2 separate regions of the Homo sapiens genome follow, and region 1 is linked to region 2. Evidence: chromatin contacts called from ENCODE Hi-C or POLR2A ChIA-PET data. All regions are on one chromosome and are shown on one strand. Each heading gives the region's core, a stretch centred on a gene start or an enhancer-like site at or near the end of the contact. The rest is flanking DNA. Distances are from core to core; before and after follow the strand shown.

Region 1 (6,732 bases), core at 369-2,868, 110 kb before region 2:
CTGTGTCTTCACCAGCCCCTCCATCCCTGCCTCTGATTTCACAGGCACTCCACACACCCACTAACTGCCCTTTAGCATCCTGTAATTGTGATTCTATTATCTCGGCCATTTCCAATAGAATGCTTTCTTTAACTCTCTTACCAGTACTCTTATCACATCAAAACAGCAATAAAGTATGCTTATTTTTCCTGATTTCAGAGTTAATCTTTACAAAATGCTTTGGATATATGAAGCAAGTCTAGCAGCCAAAATATTATATAGGTTTCTACGATGTGTTCTGTTTGGGATTCCAGCAGCAAATCCACTCTGTTTTTTCTACATTGTTTGATCACAGTCAGTATTCTGCGTTTAGGCAGTTCTGAAGGGACCTTCTTATTTGTCACAATTATACAGTTGTAGTTTGATAAATGTTCAGCACCCTGGTACAACAATTGATTCTGTTTTTGTTGTTTTATCCCCCTTTTCCAGAATTGTATATTTCCACATATGCTGGACAATAGGCAGAAAGTGGAGACCCAAAGAACTTGTGATATGACGGACATAAGAAGCTTCAGTTGGCCTCAAATGTCAAATAATATCCTTCCTGAATAATCAAGAATGTCAAGCTTTTACTTTCTACATCTTGGACTGTACTTTGTACCAATCTCAAGTCCCATATGATGCACTTTCTAGGTGAAAAGTTTTTTTTTACAGACCTTAAATTTTTCTTTATTTACTTTTTAGAGTGATGGTATATATTAGTTTCACCACGTTAGTAATTCATGCTATATAAATGATAAGCCAAAGTAAGAAAAATAGTGAAATGAATTGCAAATCTAACTACATTTTTTAGTTTCCATAATCACCACAGAAATTGCTGTTAGTGCACTTGATCCAAGAAGAGTCATTCACAATCTCTCCCTTGCATGTTTCCCACCTGGATACAGATTCGTTTAGAGGTCAGCCTCTGACACAAGATCAGTCAATCCAATGCCTGCCATTATAGTTTTGGAAAGGTGCCTAAAAAGACATTAATTTTCCTCCAAATGACAGAAACTAAAGGCAGGTGAATGCGGCAGCTATTGGTGTACTTGGATGCTGAGGATCAGGCAGAGTGGCTTGGTAATGAGAGAGATGAATGAGACAGACACCCAGAGAGAAAGGAAATTAAGGAGCAGTAAAAGCATTTTACACCCCTCCCTCCACTCTGCCAACCCTCAGGGCTCATACACTTTTGCTAACTATATCACTTATGTGCTGTTGTATACCAAATTACCTCAAAACTAAGTGGCTTAACACAACAGCATGTATTATCCCACAATTTCTGTGGGCTGAGAATCTAGACAGGGAGTAGTTGGATCCCCTGTGTCAGAGTCTTCCACGAGTTTGCAGTCAAAGTCCTGACTGAGGTTGTGGTTTCATCTGAAATTTCAAATGGGGAAGGATCCTTTCCCAAGTTCACTCATATGGCTGCAGTAGGATTCAGTTTCCTGCAGACTGTTACACTAATAGCCTCAGTTTCTCACCACCTGTTGGCCAGAGGCTGCACTCAGTTTCTTGTCACATAAGCTTCTCAGCTCACAGCATGGCATCTGCCTTTGTCAGAGTGAAAAGAGAAAAAGCCACCAAGAAGGAAGTCATGGTCTAATCTTGGAGGAGAATCTTATGACTTTTGCTGCTCTCTTCTTGTTAGAAGCCACTACATCCAGCCTCTACTCATGGGAAGGAAATGACACAAGGTGTGGGTATCAGGAGGCAGAAATCTTTGAGAGCTGTTTTAAAAGCAACCTAACACACTGACATATTTCAGTCCTTAGGCACTGTAAAATAGCCCAAATATCCCTGCAGTACATCTGAATGCTTGCCTAAATTCTCCAAAATTCTTTTCTATTATTTACAATCAAAACTTCTTACATATATCGAATAGTTTAATTAAATCCAAATTTAGAATCAAGAGGCAATTGTATTATGAGAAAATATATTACTACATTTCTAAGTTCCTTTGTCACACATACACAAACACAACTAACAGAGTATTTAATAGTGATAAAGGCTGAGATATGAGAAAACAAAATACTAGGAATTCTTACTACTAGGAAAATAAATCCTATGAAGATGAAAATTGCTGAAATTTTCAAGTAGATAGTGAAAATACATGGTGGTTGTGGCATTTCTTCCTCTCCTCCCCTTCTTCCTCCTCCTCCTCCTCCTCATCCTCCTCCTCCTTCTTCTTTTAAAACCCTAAATACTTTCATGGAGGTCATTTATTTTTCCATGCTTTTCATTTTCTAAACATCTTAGTTTTCTCTCATCATCTTATACAGTGGAAAAAGTAAGCAAAAAAAATAGGATAACACTATGATAAATTTGAATGTTTCTCTGCTTCAGATTACAAGGTACGTTTTTGTGGTAATTATAAAAATTGAAAAAAAAATGGTGAAAACCCCTTATCTTGGGTTACTGTGTCAAGTAGGAAGTTGAGCAGCATTTCAAAAAACACCTTTAGCAAAAGTCCCCTCCCTGGTTTTTCCTGCAAACATTAACCTCAAGCGTTTAGTTCCTTCCATATTATTTATACATTTAACCTCAAAATTTTATTTAAGAAGTCACAAGAAGATCTAAGAAAAGGCCCAAATGTCAGCCATCTGTGGACCAGACCTGAAAATCTTCCTGGAGGAGATGAAAACCTCTCATTTCATAGAACTGAAAAAGGGCCATTGTATAGACCAGCAGCTGCGGTGCAGCTCCTCCAGGTCTCACCACTGAATCAGGAATCCTATAAATATGCACCTCAACCACATAAACAGTTTCTCTTCAGTTTCTGGATTGGAGTTTATCTTTGCTGTGCAGAATCAATTTAGCTTTGGACAGAAAAATTTGCAAGAAATCAAAAAAGCGGGTTTAAAAAGCAAACAAAGAGACAGGATGGGCACGATTTCCTAAACATACCAGAACAGAGCCATGTGTTGGATGCTATATAAGAAAGCAAAGAAATTCCCAAAAGATTACCTCAAGTTGGTTTCTCATTTTGGTAAAGATTTCTTGTGTCTCTTGGTTCTATCAATTTAAATAGAGCCTGAAAGATACAATGACAGTATAAACTATGTCCAAAAGACCTCCGAATCGGAAAGGGAAGTTTGGTGCCTCCCAAAAGGAGGGTGAGGGGCAGGAGAATATGGTGAATATATATCACTTTTCGCAGGCGCCTCTTCTGGATTTTGACCGTTATAAAGCAGAACAAATAGATAAAGAAAGAAGACTCACAAATGGCTTTTTTCATTAAGATGATATACCTTTCATTTCTACTTTTTCTCAGTTGATAAGCCCCAAAATAACACAGAGACACTGAAAAAAGCCTTCTTACAACCTTCTTACAATTTTCTATACTGCCAGTTTCACCAGCCTTTTAGGTGTTGGTTGGGACCCTACTGGCCTCTAACGCTGGTTTTTTCAGTAGTGTATCCACCAACTGGTTCTGATTGGCACTTTTCATCTTCAAATATGCGATGTTCTGCCTCACTGACAATGGCAGATGGGCCAGTAAATCTCAATCTTGACCTCACATTAGGATCACCTGGGAAAGTGTTAGAAAAACAAAATCCCAGTGTCCAGGCTTCTCCCTGGACCAATCAAATCTGAATCTCTAATGGTAGGATTCATGCACTGATATTTTTTGAAGCTTCCCAATGACTGCCATGTGTGGCCAAAGCTGAAAACCCCTGTTAGATTCTATTTTGGTATATTAACTATGATCTTAACTAATGAAAGTTGCTGAACTGCTGGGGAACTTGACTAAGCAATGGAATATCCCTTAGAAACACAATGAACACCCACTAATTTTAGGCAGTAACACAAAATTATTGGGGCCTTAATATTCTCTTTAGAGAAATACATTCCACAGAATTCCACAAGTTGTAGATGACATGTTCTCGCTTATGAAAGAATATGCCACCAGGTTCATAGGAGAAAAAATATGGTGCTGCTTTTACTAAGCCACCAAAGAGAACAACATAAGAAAATCATCAATTCCTAACTATGGTGAAAGTGCCTATAATATATCACAAACATGAGAAGCAACCTTTTCACCATTAAGTGGACTCTGACAAAGCAGTTAATAGAATCTTGAAGTCTAGAAGGAATCCTTTAAGATGTGTAATAATACTATTCTACACCTGAGGAACTTAGGGTCAGAGATAAGTGGCTAGTCTGATAATTTACTGCTCATGAGGGGTGTTATAAAAACTGCCCTTGTCCTCATTCCTAGTCCAGGGGTTGCATTTTTAATGTACACAGAAGCATTTAATTTCATGTATGGCCAATAGTAAACGCTCAATAAATTGTAGCTGTTGGGAGAAGTAATGATGATAGTATTAATGATCACATTGGTAATAATAATGTCTACGGGGTTTTCCAGTGTTATAAACACTGCCTTAAAATCCTTAGCAAATAAAAAACTATTTCTTGCTGGGCACAGTGGCTCATGCCTGTAATACCTGCTACTCAGGAGGCTGAGGTGGGAGGATTGATTGAGGCCAGGAGTTCAAGGCCACCCTGGGCAACATAGCAAGACCCCATCTCTAAAAACAACCAACCAAACAAAAACCTATTTCTTTTGTTGATGACACCTTATTTATTTGAAACACAAGAAATTTAAAAAGCAAAATAATAAACAGGGGAAATAAAAAGCCTTTCATTTAGAGCTGCAATGAAAATTTAGCATAGTCTTTCACTATTGAATGACTCATCAGTTGAACACTTTATGTAATTAATTATAAAATATATGTAATTTGATCTGATTTTGTCTAGAAGATTCTAGAGTATCATTTTCCTTATGCAAATACTATACATATGTTTATATCTAAAGAGTTAAAGGTACTTTCACAGGTTATTTAATTCAATTCTCACATACAATTAGAAAACGGAGATATTATCCCTCCTTCTTTAAAATTAAAAAAACATAAGCTCAGAGAATGAAAGGGGACGTGGCTAAAGTGGCTCCACTAATAAGTGGCATGGCCAGTAGTTCATCACAGGTTTTCCACCTTTGAGACTGTCCTTAGGTTACTTCTTTGGACTATGTCACTCTGGCCTTTTGAATAATTAACTTTACAGAGCAAGAGTGTAATGCTATGTCCCTGGCTTTCATCAGGCAAAATGTGAAACACATCCATTTGAAAACTTGCTTTTTGAAAACACAGGACCTCATTATGTTGTTCAGTGTCTCTCCTTTAAATTCTCAACGACAAATTATTCTCCGAGTTCAGAGTCAGGAAAGTATCTATATCATCCACCAAAACCGGGAGCTTTCTTTTGTTAGATCTAGAGAGTTATATGATCCATTGAATGTCCCTCCTTGCCTTGGCTTCTAGGGTGCTCAGAGCAAAGTTTTATACTTAGTCACTCCGGTTCTGGTTCTTCTCAATCCAAGTTTCTATTGCATCCTCTCTCTCTTCCCCTTCACCTCCCAAACCACTACCACCTTTAATATATTACTTTCGCTTTTTGTATTTATCAGTGATTCAATTTTATTTTACTGTGATTTTGGTAAACATCCGTAGTGTTCAACTACTTGGCAGATTTGTCCCCCTTTTTGTGATAATAGAACTCTAACACTTCTTGGTTACATCACATGTTTTACTATCTGATGATTATGTTGGTCATCAATCCTTCTTCTGCAAGGAACACAATATAACAACATTACAATGCATCTTTGTTTTGTTTTTGCTGATTTGGGTAGAACATAGCAAAAATAAAAATGCGTTCATTTTCTGTCATTTTGGTAATAAATCTGAAGCCATGCTTAACAGAATAGTTTTAAGTTTAAAATGAAATAATTTTATAAATATTTTACCCTTTTAAAACAAGGACGTCTCAGTTCTTATGGCATCAAGATGCTCAAATTAAATTCACAAGGCTCTTCAGGACCAATTATATCGGTGTTTAACCCTCCCAGTGTCTTTTTTGCATCTTAATATCATTGATTTCTTTACCAATAATGCCAAATACAGAAACTACCCCTGCTTATATGGCTTATATGTGTACTTTGTGTATATGTGTATATGTGTACTTTGTGTATATGTGTATATATATACTTTGTTTCTCTAATTGGTATTATTCAGATTCAGTGCCTCAAAATTGGCGATAATCTCACCCATGGTCCTCTTCTCAAAGGTTCAAAATGTGGCTTAAAGTATTTTATGTGTGCATGTGTGGTTCACAGAATCAGTTTTATATCTTTTAGTTATACCTCCTGTTACTGACTGTTTATGCCTCCTCAAAACTCATATGTTGTTTGGGCATGGTAGTTCGCGCCTGTAATGCCAGCATCTTGGGAGGCCAAGGTGGGAGGATTGCTTGAGCCCAGGAGTTTGAGATCTGCCTGGGCAACATATATCTCCTCTCTACTAAAAATAAAAATAAAAATAAAATTAGCTGGGCATATTGGCATGCACCTTTAGTCCCACCTACTCAGGAGGCTTAGGTGGCAGGAACACTTAGGCCTAGGAGTTGAGTCTGCAGTGAACCATGGTTGAGCCACTGCACTCCAGCCTGGGCAACACAGCAAGACCCTGTCTAAAAAAAAATGTATATATATATACACTATATAATATATATATTAAATATATAATAATGTATAATACATATATAAATATATATTAAATATATGCGTGTGTTTGTGTGTGTGTATATGTATGTATATGTTAAAGCTTTAACCCCCAATGTGATGATATTTGGAGATAAGACCTTTGTGTG
Region 2 (6,452 bases), core at 849-3,348:
GTGGAACTCCCAAGTGAAGGTGCTGGCAACCTGGCTCCTCTGTGATTCCAGCTCTTCCTGGGGCTGGGTTTCCACACAAATACCCTGTGTGGATGTCTATCATTGTCATGATCACTTTCTAATTATCTATTCACATGTGGTTCTCCCCAGCTGAATACTGAACTCACAGTAGAAGCTCAATACATAGATGTCCCTACAACCAATGAATATTTTGCATATTTATCCTGACAACAAACCTATTATTTTTACAATTAACAACACTAATCGAGAAACTCCTAAATTTTCCCTGCCCCCTATCCTGTTTGTCTCCTACCAAATACCCCATTGCCATCTGAATGATCTACCTAAAATGCAAATTTAATCACCTAACTCCCCTGTACCTCCGCTCTGTACTCACAGGGCACCTAAATAGGTGCATTCTCTCCACCTTGGTGTCTTGTGCCTGCTCTCTTCTCTGCCTGGAATTCTTTCTCTCCCTTGACTGCTTTACCTGTGGTATTGTCTACCTATTAAACTGTATATCATTCTACAAGATCTGATCTAGATCTTCATCTTGGAAGCCTTCTATGGCCTCCCAAGGAGAACTGAGCTCTTCTACCTTTGCGCCTTTACTGTGACAGGGGCTATTTAAGCAACTGTTTGTTTATATTACTTATACTTTTATCAGTATTTCTCAAAATATGATCCAAAGAACAATTACTTCAGAAATACCTGCCTATAAAAATGCAAAGTCTTCATCCTCATTTTATTTTTACTATTTATTTATTTATTTATTTATTTATTTTTGAGACGGAGTTTGGCTGTTGTCATCCAGGCTGGAGTGCAATGGTGCGATCTTGGCTCACTGCAACCTCCGCCTCCCGTGTTCCTTGTCCTCATTTTAAATAGGCATCCCTGGGACCTCTGGGGTTACTAAAGTTTGGAAACCACCCCATTGAACTTTAAACTCCTCAAGGGCAGGCATCATCTATTACTCTTCCTTGTATTACCTCTATCTGGCACGTGGTAGGTAATGAACTGAAAAACAGTTCATTGCTTTTGAGCCACGGGTTAGCCTTCTGTAACTCCTGCTATGTGTAACCTTTTCAAACAAACAAACAAAAAAATTGAGACAGGGTCTCATTCTGTTACCCAGGCTGGAGTGCAGTGGCATAATCACAGCTAAAGTGATCTCCCCACAGCCTCCCGAGTAGCTGGGACTACAGGTACATATCACCATGCCCAGCTAATTTTTGTATTTTTTGTAGAGATAGGGTTTTGCCATGTTGCCCAGGCTGGTCTCGAACTCCTTGGCTCAAGAGATCCACCTGCCTGGGCTGGGATTACAGGCATGAGCCACTGCTTCTGGCCTTAGGTGTAACCTTTTACGAATGCAGGAGCTCAGAATCCAGCCTTTTTCACCACCCTATCTACCCTACCCCAGATCCTAACCCAGGGCCCTGGCACATGATGGACACTTAATAAACACTTTTTCACTGAGAAAAAGATGAAAGAAAAGATGGTCTACAGAAGCTGAGTGCTGTGCAGCAGGGCAGAAATGCAGCCAAAGCATCAATAAGATTAGCACAAGGACTGTTCAGTTACTCAGGAGGAGATGCTAAGTAAGAGCAGGAGCTGGCAATGCTCTGCTGTTCCTTTGTAGAAATCCTTGATGTGGGCTGTGAAATGTCAAATCCAGATTTGATTAAGCGCAACTCCAAATCCCTAAGGCAAGTGTGTATCCACGGTCTTAATGTAATTATTGGAGCCACCTCCGTCTGCTACATACTTTCAAAAGGGCTGAACTAGCACCCCATCCATTGATACCGACTGCTACAAAATGAGGCCTGCAATTAATTCATCACGTCCCAGGCAGATAATGCCTAAGAAGCTTCATCTGGCTCCTTCCTGAAAATTGAAGCATTAAATTGAACAAACAAACAAAAAATCCCTCTCATCTGCTGAAAATTCAGGAGGAAGGGCGGGTCCTAACAGCCACAGTGAAAATCAAAGTTTTGCTTCTTTTGTTGTCTGTTTTGGAACTTTCCACTTCCTCCTTCAAATGATAACCTATCAACTTTCAGTTCAACTATATTTTAAATTTTTTAAGGCAGAAGCCAATAAACAACACGAACTGTTACAAGGGCAACGGACTTCTAGTAGAATGAGTCAGTAGATACAAGTGGGGAACTTGGCTTCCTTTGCTTATACTCACTTGAGGTTTGGGCAAAAACATCAGGCCAAAACCTCGTCTGGATTCAGAGTAGGCACATTCAGGTCTATCAGATTAAACCCAAATGCCACAGCTTCACTGGAGCAGCCCAGATATTTCCCCACTGCATTCTCAGAGGGAAGAGGGATGAGGGCATCTGCTCCCAAGCTCAACCACAACCCAGAGCTCCACTTTGTTATGTGAAATTCAGAACACATTTGTTCCCGCTCTCTTTCTTTTTCTTTCAAAATTTTCTCCTGCCCTTTACTTAGGGTCTGGACGGAATCAAAATCCTGAGAGCCAAAGACACCAGGGGAAAGGCTGCTTTATTGTGAAATCCAATCTCAGTGAAAGCAAGATGGATCAGCAATCTTTTGACCTCACCCAGTGGCAAAGTCTAAACTGATCCACATGGTTTAGAGAACTCGGAAAAGATCTGATGAGTTGTCACACCGCTAACACTTGAGTTTTGTTTGTCATCCTATATAGAAATGATTCCAGAGTTTTTTCAAATTTCTGGAGCTTCTTAAAGCAAGACCAACAAGTGTCTGGGTGACCTTAGAACCAATCTATGTTTCTGGGACTCTTGAGATCAGCCCGGGCCAGATATTTAGAGGCTATAATGTCATACCACTAACACTTGAGTTTTGTTTGTCATCCTATATAGAAATGATTCCAGAGTTTTTTCAAATTTCTGTAGTTTCTTAAAGCAAGACCAACGAGTTTCTGGGTGACCTTGGAACCAATCCATGTTTCTGGGATTCTTGAGGTCAGCCCAGGCCAGATATTTAGAGGCTATAATGGACACTATTGGATCAATCTGCACTAGACTCACCACAGGAGATAGATCATTTCCAAACCAACGTCTAGCTTGGGGGAGGCGGGAAGTAAGTGGATTTTCACTATCTTTTGGTTCCCATTTCAAGAGCTAATCCCAGACATGGCAGTGACATTAAGGCTTGAATTCTTGCAAAAGCTGCCACTAGAAGGACTGGCTTAAATATCATAGCAGTTTTTATGCACAAATTATATTAGACGTAGATCGTACCTTTCAGGAACTTCCTTGCCTAAAAGCACCCATTGCCTCATTCTCTCTAGACCTACATATGAAATCTAAACTCACATAAATCCCTTCCAGCTTGCCCTCATCTCCCCTTTAATCTTCTCCCTATCCTTGCCATGCATTCTACCCTCTGGCCCGAGGACTGACAATTTTTTTTCTGCAAAGAGAGAGCCAAATAGTAAATATTTTGGGCCTCTAGCTCATGTAGTCTCTGTCATACCTACTCAACTCTGCTGTTGTAGACAAAAGCAGTCATAGACAATATATGCACAAATGAGCATGGCTATGTTTCAATAAAACTTTATTTACAAAAACAGTGGCTGGGCATAGTGGCTCATGCCTGTAATCTTAGCACTTTGGGAGGCCATAGTGGGTAGATCACTTGAGCCCAGGAGTTGGTGACTAACCTGGGCAACATGCAGAAACTCTGTCTCTACTAAAAATATTAAAGGTAGTGGCAAAAACCGCAACTGCTTTTGCACCAACCTAATAGAAAAATTAGCTGGGCATGGTGGTGTGTGCCTGTGGTCCCAGCTAGTTGAAGAGCTGAGGTAGGAGGATGGCTTGAGCCTGGGAGTTGGAGATTGCAGTGAGCTGAGATCACGAGACTGCGCTCCAGCCTGGGAGATAGAAAGAGACCCTGTTTCAAAAAAAGAAGAGGAAGAAGGAGGAGGAGGAGGAGGAGGGGGAGGAAGAGGAGAAGGAGGAGGAGGGGAAGAAAAAAGGCACAGTAAAGAGAAAGAGGTGTTATTTTAGAGTGCTTAGGAAAGGCCACTTTGATGAGGCCATATGGGAGCAAAGATAAACATAAAGCATGAGTTCAAGCTATGTGGATATGACAGGTAGGGAAAATATTCTAGGCAGAGAGAAAAGCAAGCGCACATGTTTGGTATATTGGAAGAAGAGAAAGGAGGCCAGTTGGGTTGGAGTCCAGGGAATGAATGGAAGTTGAGACCAAAGAGGTAGATGTGGTAAAATTTTGTATGTCCTTTCAGGCCGTGTAAAAGAATTTGATTTTTATTCTTAATGAGACTGGAAACCATTGAAAGAAGAGTGATATGATCTACCTTCTTGGTTACTGGGATGACCCTAGCAGCCATGTGAAATAGACTTTAGGAAGGTAGGAGTAAAAGCAGAGAGACCTAATAAGAGGCTATTGTACTAATCCACATGACAAATGATGTCCAGGGTGATCAGAGCAGAGGGGCTAAGAGTTGTCAGATTCTGAATATATATTGAAGGCAGAGATGAAAAGTAGAGTGTGAAGGAAGTATGGAGCCAAGGAGGAGCCAAAATTTTTTACCTGATTAAGTAGGAAAATGTAGTTTTCCTTTATTGAGATGGTGAAGACTATAGAAGAAACAGATGAGTGGAAGTAATGAAGATTTTTTTTTTAATGATGTTATGTTGGACCTCTCAGTGGAAATGTTAAGTAGGTAGTTAAGTAAGTGCTTTGGAGTTCAGTAGCAATGTCATGGGTAGAGGTAAATAGTTGGGAGTTACCTGAAATAGATGGTACTTAAAGACACGAAATGAGGTTGGAGAATCACTTGGGAGAAGTGAGAAAAGAAGAGATCAGGGACTGAGCTCTGGGGCACTCAAATGTTTTGAGAGTGGGAAGATGAAGAGCTAACAACAACAGCAACAAACTTATAAAGAGTGACTAGTGAGATAGAAAGTGAAGTGAGAGTGACCTCTCAGGGGCTAAGTGAAGAAAGTGTCTCAAGAAGGAGGAAATGAACAACTTTGGGAAGTATTGCTAACATATTGAGCAAGGTAAGGACAGAGACATGACCCAGACTGAGCAGCATGGGAGCCACTGTTGACTTTGACAAGAACAGTTTGAGGAGGGGTAAAGATAAAAGCCTGTGTAGACTGTATATAACAGAGAATGCGAAGGGCCTAAATGGTATCTTCGGTCTGGGATCTCAAAATACTTTATACTCTATGATAACATTTTTCATAATGAGAATTATTGACTTACATAGTGATCTTAAGAGCAATTTAAATGTTGAATCATTTATAAAATTGTTAATCATCTTTTACTTGTTTTTATTTTATTTTTGTTTTTCACATTCTACAACACAACACTAGGCACATAGTACATACTCATTAAATGTTTGTTAAATGAATATGAAATTGTAATTTAAGAAGGAAAGATTTCATATAAATGAATATGAATGCCATTTTGACTGCAAAAAGTGACACTTAAAAGCAGAAGTTTAAAAGGGTGGAATGAGTACTATGTGCTATATAGCATTGTGACACTATGGATATTTGGTTATACCCTGATCATGTTACTCCTCTTTCAGTTCTTTAAATTATACATATATCATCCTGTATAGTATATAGTGAGATCACTCAGGGGAACTAGTCCAATTTTACTAAAAATGATAGTGAGGCTCTGGAGGAGATAGGAAATTTGCCCTCATTCTGTAGATTGCGTATACTTGGTAAAAGAGTCCACAAAATTTGTATCACTGCTTTCTTTTGAGGTTCCAATGTTACTAATTCACCATAATTGTAAGAAAACTCCAAAAATGTTCACTTCCTTATCTTTTAGTTAAAGATCCACTCAAAAAAGTGAGAATTACTACAATGAGTTACTTTGGGATCTGAATAACATTGGATTGATTAATTCTCTCTGTTGCAATGATTATTTGAGCATTCAGTCCTTAGAGTTATGACTATTAAAGCACAGAAGCACAAATTATTACATGATGATTAAAGTGTCTTTGTGGATATACTGCTCAATAAAATTAACACTGAGATCTGAAACACCATGTTCAAAAGTCAAATGATTTTTCCAAGCGGAAAAGGGAGCCTCATTTTGGCAGATAAAAATTGCGATACTTCTATCTCTGAGTAAGGATTAGTGTAGTCAGTTATTGAAAATTAGTGATCTGACTATATTGTATTTATTTAATATAGGAAGAAGTCTTTATAAATGTTGGGTGAGTCATTTCATAAGACTAAAGCCAAGCAAAATTAGAGCCCTCCTGGTTGAAGGTATTTTTATTGCAATGAGAAGGTTTCTTTCTGAGTATTAGACATACAAGTGTGGTCTAACTTTGGCATGGAAAGTAAGTCATGAATTCTAAGGCAGAGACTCTTAATTTCTTGAATATGTAATGCCATAGACATATTTAGACACATTTACTATAAGATGCCAAAAACATACGCAATCAAGGAAATTAA

The links. Hi-C counts contacts between places; a loop is a spot of excess contacts on that map. ChIA-PET counts read pairs that join two places held with the same protein, here RNA polymerase II (POLR2A). Pooled maps may share reads with other maps.
Region 1: a loop to region 2 is called in a map of naive thymus-derived CD4-positive, alpha-beta T cell, with 1.9 times the contacts of the local background. The contact joins two enhancer-like sites. A Hi-C loop is called at or near these places in 1 of 168 maps with a recorded cell type or tissue (naive thymus-derived CD4-positive, alpha-beta T cell) and 4 of 50 pooled maps. POLR2A ChIA-PET finds 5 or more read pairs at or near these places in 2 of 52 experiments (PC-3 and activated naive CD8-positive, alpha-beta T cell).

Annotation. Positions count from the first base shown.
Region 1 is chr12:92,183,658-92,190,389 of GRCh38, forward strand. It overlaps BTG1-DT (BTG1 divergent transcript), which reads left to right. Exons shown (of 3, transcript NR_135036.1): 3 at 469-2,127. Among named protein-coding and RNA genes, the nearest start is that of BTG1-DT, 41 kb to the left of the region's middle. Within about 2 kb of position 1,619, at least 5 of the 41 ENCODE cell types and tissues checked have a DNase peak (open chromatin) inside an H3K27ac peak, as active enhancers do.
Region 2 is chr12:92,295,978-92,302,429 of GRCh38, forward strand. The region is part of intron 2 of LINC02391 (long intergenic non-protein coding RNA 2391); the gene reads right to left. Among named protein-coding and RNA genes, the nearest start is that of LINC02391, 65 kb to the right of the region's middle. RefSeq lists enhancers at 2,005-2,094, 2,125-2,174. Within about 2 kb of position 2,099, at least 5 of the 41 ENCODE cell types and tissues checked have a DNase peak (open chromatin) inside an H3K27ac peak, as active enhancers do.